Regions from separate parts of the Mus musculus genome. Here regions 1 and 2 are each linked to region 3. A link is a contact called in ENCODE Hi-C or POLR2A ChIA-PET data. All regions are on one chromosome and are shown on one strand. The core of a region is the stretch at or near the end of the contact, and the rest is flanking DNA. Distances in the headings are between cores, read along the strand shown. Region 1 has its middle 6.9 kb from the start of Gm26295. Region 2 has its middle 57 kb from the start of Gm33502. Region 3 has its middle 24 kb from the start of Gm33502.

The links. Hi-C counts contacts between places; a loop is a spot of excess contacts on that map. ChIA-PET counts read pairs that join two places held with the same protein, here RNA polymerase II (POLR2A).
Region 1: a loop to region 3 is called in a map of T-helper 2 cell, with 4 times the contacts of the local background. The contact joins two enhancer-like sites. A Hi-C loop is called at or near these places in 1 of 37 maps with a recorded cell type or tissue (T-helper 2 cell). POLR2A ChIA-PET finds 5 or more read pairs at or near these places in 4 of 5 experiments (Patski and embryonic stem cell).
Region 2: a loop to region 3 is called in a map of heart, with 3 times the contacts of the local background. The contact joins two enhancer-like sites. A Hi-C loop is called at or near these places in 3 of 37 maps with a recorded cell type or tissue (all heart). POLR2A ChIA-PET finds 5 or more read pairs at or near these places in 2 of 5 experiments (Patski and embryonic stem cell).

What each region holds. Positions count from the first base shown.
Region 1 is chr16:30,818,992-30,823,212 of GRCm38, reverse strand. No RefSeq gene overlaps it. Among named protein-coding and RNA genes, the nearest start is that of Gm26295, 6.9 kb to the right of the region's middle. Within about 2 kb of position 1,712, at least 2 of the 3 ENCODE cell types and tissues checked have a DNase peak (open chromatin) inside an H3K27ac peak, as active enhancers do.
Region 2 is chr16:30,734,133-30,738,023 of GRCm38, reverse strand. No RefSeq gene overlaps it. Among named protein-coding and RNA genes, the nearest start is that of Gm33502, 57 kb to the left of the region's middle. Within about 2 kb of position 2,528, at least 1 of the 3 ENCODE cell types and tissues checked has a DNase peak (open chromatin) inside an H3K27ac peak, as active enhancers do; it is heart, where a contact is called at or near this core.
Region 3 is chr16:30,767,234-30,771,515 of GRCm38, reverse strand. No RefSeq gene overlaps it. Among named protein-coding and RNA genes, the nearest start is that of Gm33502, 24 kb to the left of the region's middle. Within about 2 kb of position 2,175, at least 2 of the 3 ENCODE cell types and tissues checked have a DNase peak (open chromatin) inside an H3K27ac peak, as active enhancers do; they include heart, where a contact is called at or near this core.

The DNA of each region.
Region 1 (4,221 bases), core at 463-2,962, 52 kb before region 3:
GGTGACACAGTATGTTCCTAGTTGTTTCTGGGGGTACAGGTAGCATCGCAGGCTGTGTACACAACAGGTAGTGACTCACTAGGGGCACCGGGAAAGCCTATCAGCTCCACCATTTATCAACATTTTAGGCACTGAGAATCTTCAAGATCCCCTCTGCTGGCATTGTCTAGAATTCGCCCCTCTGCTAGGATGAAATGAGTCAATTCAAGCTTGATTAGATTATATAAAGGCAGGTTGATTGGGAAGCCACTCTCTGATCCCAAGGAACAAGGCCAGATAAGTTGCCATGAGGAGGGAGACAGAGGGGAGGGAGAAGAGGAAGCAGAGAGAGAAAAAGAGGGTCAGGAGGGCTGGGACTACCAACATTTCAGTGTTATAGAGGGAAGAACTTCTGGAGGCGGGGAAGGAAGCTCCACTCCTCAGCTGGAAAGTTCAGGGTAGAGGGCTGGGTATGCCAGGTAGGGACTGAGGGATTCTGGGAGAACCTGAGGGCCAGGTCCACTTTGATAAGTTAAATATGCACCACACCTGTTTGTCCCAGTTTTGAATGCCAACACCATCATCTTCCCTAGAGAGCAGACCAATATTTATTCTGCCCTTCTTGCAGACATCTATTCACTCGTGGTAAACATTGTACCATGCTAAGAGGAGCATAAGATGAGATGAGTCCCAAACCCACACATGGGATGACATTCTCAGAATGGGCCTCTGCTGGGAACTTGAGCCTGGTACCAGAAAATCTCCTTCCTGGGGGAAATGGCCTTCACTCGCCTTGCCTTTCGCTGAGTCAGTGTTTACAGTAGATCTAGCCTCCGTCTGCCATCAGCTTGAGCCCTTTCCGCAGCCTTCCCAGCAAAAGGCACCAGGAGTGTACCAGACATATGCCAAGGTCGGGAATTTCAACGCTGTCTAAGGCACCCTGGTAAATGGCTTATTATGGAGACGGGGCTTCTTCTCTGCTCCTGGGTGCTCTGGATCTGCACAGTGAGTCTGCTGGGGCATTTTCCTATAGCAGATCTGCAGAGATTGATTGTCCCTTTCATTCATTGTGCCCACCATACAAGTCCCTGGATTCACCCACCCTGATCTCCACCCAAAGTCATGCGCTCTCCACAACTCTCCACACGTGCCTTTTCCAGAACTCTGCTTCTCAGCTCACTGACCGTGTGCCACTGGATAGCAAAGCATATTAAAACCCAGCCTGACTAGATCCCATTAATCAACTACGCGTGGGAGGGAGCGGGAGAGATTCCTGGCAGGGACCTGGTCCTCTCTCTGTTAATGACTTCAGAGAACTAAATATATTTTGGAATAGCTAGAGATGAGCTTGAAATGCACTAAAAGTTGTTTTCCAGAAGCCTTAAATGTGTCTCTTCTCTTTGTGTTGGCATTTTTAAAGCATTCTCCAAATGTCATTGCTGGAATAAATAAATGAATAAACAAACAAAACGCCATGAAACACACTTGAAAGTTGTAGCAGGCAGTAAAGCTATGACATCTGCTTCATTGATTAGAATTTGCACGGAAAGATAGCTGCGAGCAGCGTGTGAAAGCTTTTACTTTGCCTTTGGTTTCTCCTTGTGTCTCACTTCGAATAATTTCCACTCACATCCTTCTGTCCCTGGGGCCTTCAAGCCTGGTAAATAAGCAGACCCCAGGGATCTCCAAGGAGCCAGCAACATCCGGGAAACCGGAGCCGGGAGGCTCTGCGCAACCCTCCCCCACACACCACTTTCCAGGAAGGAGTGGCTGAGCCAGAACAATGACTTTGGCATGCAACTAGTCCTGGGTCAACTTTCCCCCACTCTTTTCCTCTTTCCTCCTGCCCCGTGACCTCGTGACTTCGGGCAGGGAGAAGGCTCCCCGTTAGCCCCTGACTCCGGAATGCTGCACTGATCGACCATGCTTTTGTCCTGTGCCTCAGGACTCCACGCAGAGCTGAGCTGGGTAGAGCTTCCTCTCCAACTCGGAGAAGAATGTCAGTCAGGAAGCTCAGCTATCCAGAGAATGTGAAATAACAATATTTTAATGGAATCTTTTTCTTTTCTTCACCTCATCTAATGCAGAACTGGTAGTCTGTCTATCTGTAAATTACGCCATTTTCACAACTGGAGAGATTTTCTGATTGTGACTCAATAAATCCTTGGTGCTTTTTTTTCCCTCCTACCACAGAGAGGCATTGCTGTGGTGCTCTGGTCTGCAGGTGCTGTGCAAGAGCTGGGGTGCTCTTATACAGGCTGTGTTGCTAACAGAGGGAGCATCCTTGAGACGTTTTCCTGCAATGATGCCGGTGAGCCATGCCATGGCTAAGAATCGCCCAGGGAGTTGATGGTACTTTCTAAGACTTGGGGCCCAGTCTTGGAATGGTAGCTTAATGTTTGACAGTTTAAACTGGAGTAGCTCCAGAGCTCTTTGTTGGCTCCAACACATGGATAAGGTTTTCTAGAACATTTACTCCATCCCATCCCCCAATTAAAAAAAAAATTTTTTTTTAATTTTGTTTGTATAATTTGGTCTGCATGTTTGTCTGTGCACCCCGTGTGTGCCTGATGCCCACAGAGGTCTGAAGTTGATGTCAGATCCTCTGGAACTGGGATTCCAAGTGGTTGAGGTTGCCATGTGGGTTTTGGGATCAACCTGGGTCCTCTGGAAGAGCAGCTGAGCCATTTCTGCAGCCCTTCTAGATTAATTGTGAGACTCCATGACAGGCTTCAAACTGCAAGTCTAGAGAGTCTAGGTCTAACAACTGGGCAAGTCCAGGCAAGCCCAGGTAAGCCAGTTACTAGAAAAAAGCCCCAGACTTGAGGCAGCTAGTCAGAAACTGCCCTGCCATTAGAAGCTGCCCGGCCACCTGGACAGAAGCAAGGACAACGGGTCAGCAAGTTTCCAGACTTCCTCAGCAACAGTTTCCAGCCCCCCCCCCCCCCCCCCCGCAACACCCTAGTTTTGAAATGCCCCTGGAGACTACCTACCCTGGAATCCACTAACGTTCTTTAAATCTGGCCTGCAAGCTCACTTGGTTGTCTCTCTATCTTGGTAATGGAAGACCCCAGCATGCTGGACTTTAGCAGAATAAAACACTCTTTGCGTTTGCATACTGTTTGAGTCTGAGGTATCATTCTTCTGTGAATCATAGACCCTTACCATTCTTCCTATGGTCAATGCCAAACTCGGTGAGAGCAATAAAAAAGATACTGTATTCTTTATGAAATAGCATTTTGATGTTTGAGCCGAGCATCATTAGAATCCAACAATTCGGCATTATCTGGGATTGACTGCTGAATACATTCTCGTCTGTGTTGAAATAACTGCAGTTTTTGTGTTACAATGAAGATTATAAACAATTAAAATAATGAAGTCAAAGTCAAGGGCACAATTCACATCCCTAGGCTCTGAACACTTCCCTATTTAAAAACTGGAAGGAAAACAAAGACAAAATTCTGTATTAACATCCCTGGCTTTCCCAGATGAAATAGGCCTGTCCAGGTATACTTTAAAATCCAAGATTTCAATTAAAACAGCTCTCCTGGCAAGAAGACCTTATAAAAAAATCTCGTCGAATCAGGGGAATTCAGAATCCTTCTTTTGGTTCACTTTATGAAAATGAGAAGTCTTGAGGCCAGACTGGTTTTTCTTAAAATGGAAGTGTGTCTTTAGCACAGTATTTGACACTACTGTTTTCTGTTGGGGAGGGGGGTGGGTAGCAGAAAAGAAAAAGTGCTTAGAAGGAAGAAGCCCAGATTCTAGGGCGAGCTGGATCATCTTGGACTTCACATTCTGATCTCCTTCATCTTGCTTCCTGGCCACCTGGGAGGAAAGCAGATCACAGAGGGGCAGGGCTGGAAGGAGAGACAGGAGGGAAGCGTTGAGCACCTGTCCTTGAGCTGAGCAAGTAGGATGAGTGATTTCCAGATGCCCCAGTTGAGGGACAGGTTTGCTTGCCTGAGGTGGGAAGTCCTGAGCGAAACAGGACTTCCGAGTTCCTGAAGAAGAAGGAGAGTTCCTGTGAACTTGGAAGTCTTGTTTCCCTCAGGACTTCCCACCATATTTGTCCGAGAATTCTCCAGTTTTCCTGACCTGAAAAAATTTGGTGTAGACGAGGAGAAGAAGGAAGGAAACCACCAGGGGCCAACTTTGAAGACCCTGATGTCTCCCCCACACTAACCAGTGAGAGTTAAGGACATGCTAGGTGCAGGACAAGATCACTTCTCTAAGCTGGCA
Region 2 (3,891 bases), core at 1,279-3,778, 34 kb after region 3:
TGTGTAGCCCTGGCTGTCCTGGAACTCACTTTGTAGACCAGGCTGGCCTCGAACTCAGAAATCCGCCTGCCTCTGCCTCCCGAGTGCTGGGATTAAAGGCTTGCGCCACCATGCCCGGCTTTAAGTCAGGGTTTCTATTGCTGTGATGGAATGCTATGGCCGAAAGCAGCATGGGGAGGAAAGGGTTACTCAGCTTACACTTCCAGGTAACAGTCTGTCCTTGAGAGTGGGGCAGGAGCTCAAACAGGGTAGCAACCCAGAGGCCGGAGCTGGTACTTGACTATCTCCAGACCCGTGAGGGACCTCTCAAAACAAAGGTGAATAGGCCAGTAGCTAAGAAACAAGATCCAAGGTCATCCTCTGACCTCTGTACTCTTGTGCACACGTGTGCATGAGCACCTATATCTACACACACACCCCGCCCCCACCATACACACACAAAATAGCTGGAAAAAATAACACGGGCTTTGCACAATCCACCATGTCACAAATCAACTATGCAACTTTGGCAAGAAGAAACATTCTCTCACAGCCTCAGTTTCCCCCTTGGTAAAATGGGCTGGCTCTTCTGCTCTGTCCAGTCTACCACCTGGAAGCACCCCAGGCCCCTCTAAGCAGCACTGTGGTTTGTACAAGGTCCAGAGATCTTGTAAATTTCATTAGAAGCAGTTTTCCAGATGTGCCGGGGTGGGGTGACCTATAGTTAGAACTCAGCAGCCCCCACTTGTTTGTGTATTTACCGAAGCTCTGAACCAGCTGTCTGAATCACTTGCAAACAGACCAAAGCTATTTTCAGGCGTCACACGCAGCCCCACAAGAGTCAGCCACGCCTCAGGATAATGCACTAAAAATATCCTTATAGTGCTATTTTTAAGGCTCCAAAGCTACAAGCCACAGCCCAAGAAAGCAGAGTTCCTCACTGCGTGCACACACAGGGCACCAAACCAGAGCCCAGTTCCCACTGGGCCCCTGGGTCAGTCCAGGGGCTATTCTTTTCTCTGACCATCTGGAATCTCCCTAGCCAAAGGCCCAGGCTGCGTATGAAGGAAGCCTTGTCCTTCCCTGGGGACCCTGCTAGACGCTGAGGGGTACAACACAGCCCATGACACGACGATGGGACCATTATGTCTGCTGTATGCTTGTTTCTGTTCTGAATCACCAGCTCGGAGGCTTCTGCCCGTCAGGGATGCTGGACACGTCCCTAGCACATCTGAACAGTCATTTATGATTTTGAAAGCATATTCGCATGCATCAGCTCCACTGATCACTGTGGAACCTCGACACAAGGGTTATTATTGTCTATACGTGCGAATTTGTGCCCGGTTATCACCTTGGTGATGTGATAGAACACAGGTGGTCTCTGGTGTGTCCAGAAGTGATGACTTCACACTGGTTCAGCATCTTCCTTCTGCTACCATCGTAAGCACAGCAGTCACGATTCATTTGCTCACTCGTTCATTCATTCATTCATTCATTCATTCACTCGTTCCCTTGAGAAGTATTTTCCTCACTTCATAAGCTAAAGCCCTCTCTGTACTAGGCTGAGATATAAATGACACCTCTCTAGGAGGTGACAGTACCAGGACAGAAACCCAAGAGAAGCTTCTTAATCATATTGGGGCCCCAAGGGCTAAGTTGGATAGATAAACAAACACCGTGGAAGGCCTGAAAAGCCTGAGCCTGTGAAAACTGAAAGCAAGAGTAAGGGCAGGAGCCCAGGGAATTGTGGGGGCTAGCAGCTAGAGGGGGTTGGGGGGAGAGGGGAGGGGTTGGGGGCCTGTCTGCAGCTGATCCAGGGAGTCCAGCGGTTTACAGCAGAGGTCAGTGCAGACACAGCTGGGTTTTAAGAATCCCAGAGATGCTCTGTGGTGGGAGGGGTAGTCGGGCTTCAGAGAAAAGAGCCAGCACGCAGACCATGGCAACAGTTTGGGTGACCCAGAATGGGACTGAGGGAGGAGTCCAGGAGATTGACAAAGGAAGATGAGATTCAGAAAGTATATGGAAGTAGCTACGCGGTGTGAAGGAAAGAGGCGGGCAGAGTAAGGCAGGAGAAAGGAAGGATGCTACCGTTGTAGTGAGCAGTGTGACACGGTTTGTGGAGTTCCAGGAAGAGAGCAAGAGTGGACACAGTTTGGAAGGAAGGAAGCTTTTGAGAGGAATCTATAAATCTGTGGGTCTCAATACTCTTTCTCATCTGATACCTGAAAGTACCAGGATCTCTCCCTGATCAGCAACCTAAAATCTCCCCAGCAGAGCCTAAAATCAGGGGCTCAAAGTGTGCTTGGTGTATTTGGTCCTAAGGCCCTTGCTATTCACCTGTAAAGTCAGGAATGCATTTTTGCATATGCAAATATGTTTCCTTGGCTGAGGAAGTGTAGTTGTGTGCTTACCTCAGGGTAGCCAGGAATGTCACTCTGGGCTCTGGGTGCTTACCTCCATTAAGACCCCCTGGAGGGCTCTGTCCAGCTGTCCTCTGAGGCCTGCTGTTGTCCCCTGGAGAGAAATTCCGTGGCTACAGAGTTCCTGCCACCTGCACTTTCCCGTACATCCAGTCTAGGTTAGGGAAGGTCACACACACAGGGGGAAAATTCCAGAACATGAGCTCATAGCGTGTGGTGAAAAGTGAGGAAATTTGCCTGGAATTTTGGAATCTGCTCCAGGAATTCATTTTTTTGTTTTAACAGCAAATAGCTTCTAGGGAGCTACCAGGAATAGGTGTCTTCTCTACAGTGTTCCCCACTCCCACTGTGGCTGGTCTTCATTCACATGGCAGGCAGAGTGGTGGATGACTCCAAGTTTGTATTTTCTTTTTTTTTTTTCCATTTTTTATTAGGTATTTAGCTCATTTACATTTCCAATGCTATACCAAAAGTCCCCCATATCCACCCACCCCCACTCCCCTGCCCACCCACTCCCCCTTTTTGGCCCTGGTGTTCCCCTGTACTGGGGCATATAAAGTTTGCAAGTCCAATGGGCCTCTCTTTCCAGTGATGGCCGACTAGGCCATCTTTTGATATATATGCAGCTAGAGTCAAGAGCTCCGGGGTACTGGTTAGTTCATAATGTTGTTCCACCTATAGGGTTGCAGATCCCTTTAGCTCCTTGGCTACTTTCTCTAGCTCCTCCATTGGGAGCCCTATGATCCATCCATTAGCTGACTGTGAGCATCCACTTCTGTGTTTGCTAGGCCCCGGCATAGTCTCACAAGAGACAGCTACATCTGGGTCCTTTCAATAAAATCTTGCTAGTGTATGCAATGGTGTCAGCGTTTGGATGCTGATTATGGGGTGGATCCCTGGATATGGCAGTCTCTACATGGTCCATCCTTTCATCTCAGCTCCAAACTTTGTCTCTGTAACTCCTTCCATGGGTGTTTTGTTCCCAAATCTAAGGAGGGGCATAGTGTCCACACTTCAGTCTTCATTCTTCTTGAGTTTCATGTGTTTAGCAAATTATATCTTATATCTTGGGTATCCTAGGTTTGGGGCTAATATCCACTTATCAGTGAGTACATATTGTGTGAGTTTCTTTGTGAATGTGTTACCTCACTCAGGATGATGCCCTCCAGGTCCATCCATTTGGCTAGAAATTTCATAAATTCATTCTTTTTAATAGCTGAGTAGTACTCCATTGTGTAGATGTACCACATTTTCTGTATCCATTCCTCTGTTGAGGGGCATCTAGGTTCTTTCCAGCTTCTGGCTATTATAAATAAGGCTGCTATGAACATAGTGGAGCATGTGTCCTTCTTACCAGTTGGGGCATCTTCTGGATATATGCCCATGAGAGGTATTGCTGGATCCTCCGGTAGTACTATGTCCAATTTTCTGAGGAACCGCCAGACTGATTTCCAGAGTGGTTGTACAAGCCTGCACTCCCACCAACAATGGA
Region 3 (4,282 bases), core at 926-3,425:
GTACCCGTTCCATTATGCTTTCTAAGTTGCCTTTCCCTGATGACTAATAGCCTCAAACAAGTTCTCACGTGTTTATGGGCATGTGTGTATGTGTATGTGTGTCTTCAAGTCTTCTGCTTATTTTTCTACCGATTGCCTTTTTCTCATTGATTGGTAGATGTTCTTTATAGGTCACTGAAGTGAGTTCTACTACCAGTCTTATGGAAATCTTTCATTGTGTGTGCTCAACCCTATTTTTCAATGTATAGGTGTACTTCATTTTAAAATACGGGTTCTTTTCATTTTATTTTTAAAAAAAGATAGATTTATTTATTTATTTATTTATTTAATGTATATGAGTAGCCTGTAGCTGTAGAGATAGGTGAGCCATCACGTGGTTGCTGGGAATTGAATTCAGGACCTCTGCTCACTCTGGTTAACCCCGCTCGCTCGGGCCCAAAGACTTATTTATAATTATTTCTAAGTACACTGTTGCTCTCTTTAGACACCAGAAGAAGGCATCAGATCTCATTAAGGATGGTTGTGAGCCACCATGTGGTTGCTGGGATTTGAACTCAGGACCTCTGAAAGAGCAGTCAGTGTTCTTAACCACAGAGCCATCTCTCCAGCCCTCTTTTCGTTTTAGAATAGAGTCCAGTTTATCAATTTTCTCTTTTATAGTTACAGACTTTTTTTCTGCCTAGGAATCACTGTCTACTCTGAGGTTATGAAGATGCTCTCTTAAATCCACATGGAAGTGCAGTGACAGTGACCCAGTCGCTCTGCCAACCAAACCACTCAGGCTAGTTTGTACTAGTAGAGTTTTGCTTCTATTTCTATTTTATTAATTTTATTTTTTAATACAGGTTTTCAATGAGGGGCTTTTTCAACCCCATTGGTTCTATTTTCTTGGGTTTTTTTTTTCCATTTTATTTGCTTCATAACTTAAACCAACTCTCTTCTAGTCTTAGATATTATTTCTTAATTTTGTGCTGATAGGCATGCTTATAAGAACTGGAGAGGTAATTTATTGGAATGAACTGACTGGCTCCCCACCCTCCCTTCCTTTTTTTGACATGAATTTTACTACTTCACAAATGAAGAATGATGCTACAAAGTTACCATGGTGAACCTGACAAATACCACTCAAATGATGATGACTTAGAAGTAACTTTCTCCTGCTGCTCTGATCTGATAAATGCTTACTGTATGATGTGTTCTGACATGAGTTTTGGTTGGGGGCATCTGTTACTTTGGCATTTATTCTTGTTTGCCAGTGTACCATACCTCTGCCTTATCTGAAATACTGAAGTCTAATTGAAGAATAGTCCTAGAAAAAATATACGTGAAATGATTTGTTTTATAATTCATCTTCCATGTCCAGTTTGGTTAGCTTGTTATGCAATATAAGTGAAATGTCAGTTTTTTTTCTCCTGTGCCCTTTTTTATCATTAAAATGAACACAAAACATGCAAAACAAAAAAACAAAAACATACTCTCTTATGTTTTGTTCTAAAATCTTATTGGTCAACTGGTATTAACATATGGTATAGTGTGAAGTAGAAGGTTACAAAGCTTTCTTCCCCCATATGAATATCTAGTTGATCCAGAGCTGTTTACTTAAGAAGGGCTCTGTTTCCCCAAGGCACCCTGGTATCATTGTTTTGCCTGTGAGAGCTGATTAGCAGAGTTTTGAAAACATGTTCTCAGATACCAGATTCACAGCCTCCATTTGGAGTGGGAGTGAGTTACTTCCTATCTGAGTCTCAGTTTTCTCACCTGCGTTTAAGAGAGAAACGTTTCATCTCAGTCTGGAAGACATCAAAGGGGAAAGTATATCCGAAGCACTTAGCACCGGGCTTGGTTGTGGTCCATGACCTAGGCTGGCGTCCTTGCCACCGCCTCAAACGTCAGAACTTAATGCAAATGAGATTTTTTTTTCCTGATGTGGAAACAAAGTTGCTGTCTGTGCTCGGTCTGTTTCCAAGTCTCTACAACCCCTAATGCAGAGCAGCTGACCCACTCCTGGTGAGTTCTCGGTCCTCTCTGTTCCCGAGACATCCTCAGGCGTCCTCCCTCTGGGCCCCTGACTATTGCCAGCCCTTGTCCTCCTGAGCATTACATAAGCCTCCCTTGTGTATCTATCTGCTACTTGTCCCAGCTCACCGCTGTCCTTTGAAGGCAGAGGCCAGCTTCCTGCTGAGCGGGCATCACCCAACATACTCTTCTGGTTTGTTTGTGACCTGCAGCCAGCTGTTGAGCTGTCCAGCGGGGAACCAGAGGATGCTTCTCTGTAAGACAACATCCTGTCTTTGTGCAATTGCTTTGTAGAGGGGACAGCTGTGGCACAAACCTGTTGGCTAACATCTTTGGCAGTGAAGTCTGAACTCAAAGCAAAGCACAGATAAAATAAACGCCAGACATTTCACACTCAATCTGGTTACAGCTATGTGACCTTGATCATTAGCATTGTCATTCTGGCACCTCTCCTGGGGAAGGAGAGTTCACAGTCCTGATGACGCTGGAGTGACTAGATTGGAAAAAGGTCTCCTGGGGTTGGGATTCTATCTATGGAAATGTCAATGGTTTATTCACATTTAAAGAGAGCTGCAAATGTCAGCGTTTGTGATTTTCAAAGTCACAAAAGCTAAGTGTTTTTCAGGGAATCTGTAACTAAAATGCTCCGATCTTTTCCAACCTGCTTGTAAGATGTAGTCAAGGCTGGTGCCTGGTCTCCCTGGTATATTGTGTATTTGTTCAGCCTGCACACGCCCATACAGTCCCACACTGTGTCTGGCCCTATGGGGGCAGGTGTCTAAAAAGACAAATGTTCTGCCCTTTGAAGTTGTTTCTTTTAGGTTATACCACAATATTCAGTATTTTATTTTATTTTATCTGTGTTTGTAAGTATGTCTGTGCACATGTATGGGAGCATGTGAATGAGTGTGAGGGCAGAGGTCAATCCTGTATCTTCCTCAGACAGGATCTCACTGAACCTGTAACTCACTGGCTTCGCTAGGCTGGCAGGTCAGCAAGCCAGAGGGACCCTGGTTTTCTCCCCAGTACTGGGATCTTAAGCAAGCACCACCATGTTGAAACGTTTACATAGGAGCTGGAGACCTGATCTGGGATCCTGACGCTTGCACCGCAAGCCCTTTACTGACTGAGCCACGTCCACGGCCCAAATATCCACCTACCTAAGGTAGATATGATAAGATCAAAGGCTTATCTTGTTTTTCAACGTTTTGTGTTGCGACAGCATTTATACCCTTTCTGATCAAGACACTTGCCTTGGCCCCTGGCGTTGGGAGTTGTTCTCCCTGGTGGTGAAGACTATGCACAGGTCCCTGCTGACTTGAAATGCTGGGTTTGGTTGGGTAATTGATGTTTTCTGCTTTGATTCCCACCAGGGGACATCCCTTTAGTCCCTGCATTTATTTTTAAGCTAAATCAAGTGTGAGTTGTTTTCCAAAGTCTTCCTGCCCAGCTTAGCTGAAATCTGTGGTAAGCTGGGAACACCTTTTCCAGCTGACCTTGGAGAGGTTTAGAAGTCACATCTCTCTCAAGAGAAGGAGCATTTAATCATATGCCTACGCCTCTTCATTCTCTTTCCCGCACTTCAAAAGACCTAGGCACGCGTTTCAAGTTGCCAAGGTTTTCATGCTCTAAGTCAGTTGCTTGCCAGCCGATGACATTAAATCCTCCATTAGCTCATAAGTACAGCAAATCACAGTGCATCCTTTCACTGTTCTCCATGCCTGCAGTTTCCAAGCTTTCTTAAATAGTAAATATTTTTCTTCAGTTTAAAAAAGAAAAACAAATTTAGCATATTTTTCCCATCATGGTCTGTTTCTTATGTATCACAGAGAAAGTGGAACAAAACTGCCCACCTTCTCAGAAAGCCACTAATACGTCCAGGTGGGCCTGGCTGATGGCAGGGACCATCTCCTCACAGCCTCGATAAGGCAAGCCCAGGAGTGTTTTGACATTGCTCAGTGAATTCAGAAAATTCATCAAAGTTAAAAGGGGTTTTTAGCCAGGTGTGGTGGCGCACGCCTTTAATCCCAGCACTCGGGAGGCAGAGGCAGGCGGATTTCTGAGTACAAGGCCAGCCTGGTCTACAAAGTGAGTTCCAGGACAGCCAGGGCTACACAGAAAAACCCTGTCTCGAAAAACCCAAAAAAAAAAAAAAAAAAAAAAAAAAAAAGGAGGTTTTAACTCTCTTCTCTGTTCCCTGGGAGGGAGAGAGTAAGTGGCCTCTTCCAAGCCAAGTAAAGGGTCTGCAGGAGAACCCCCAGAATAA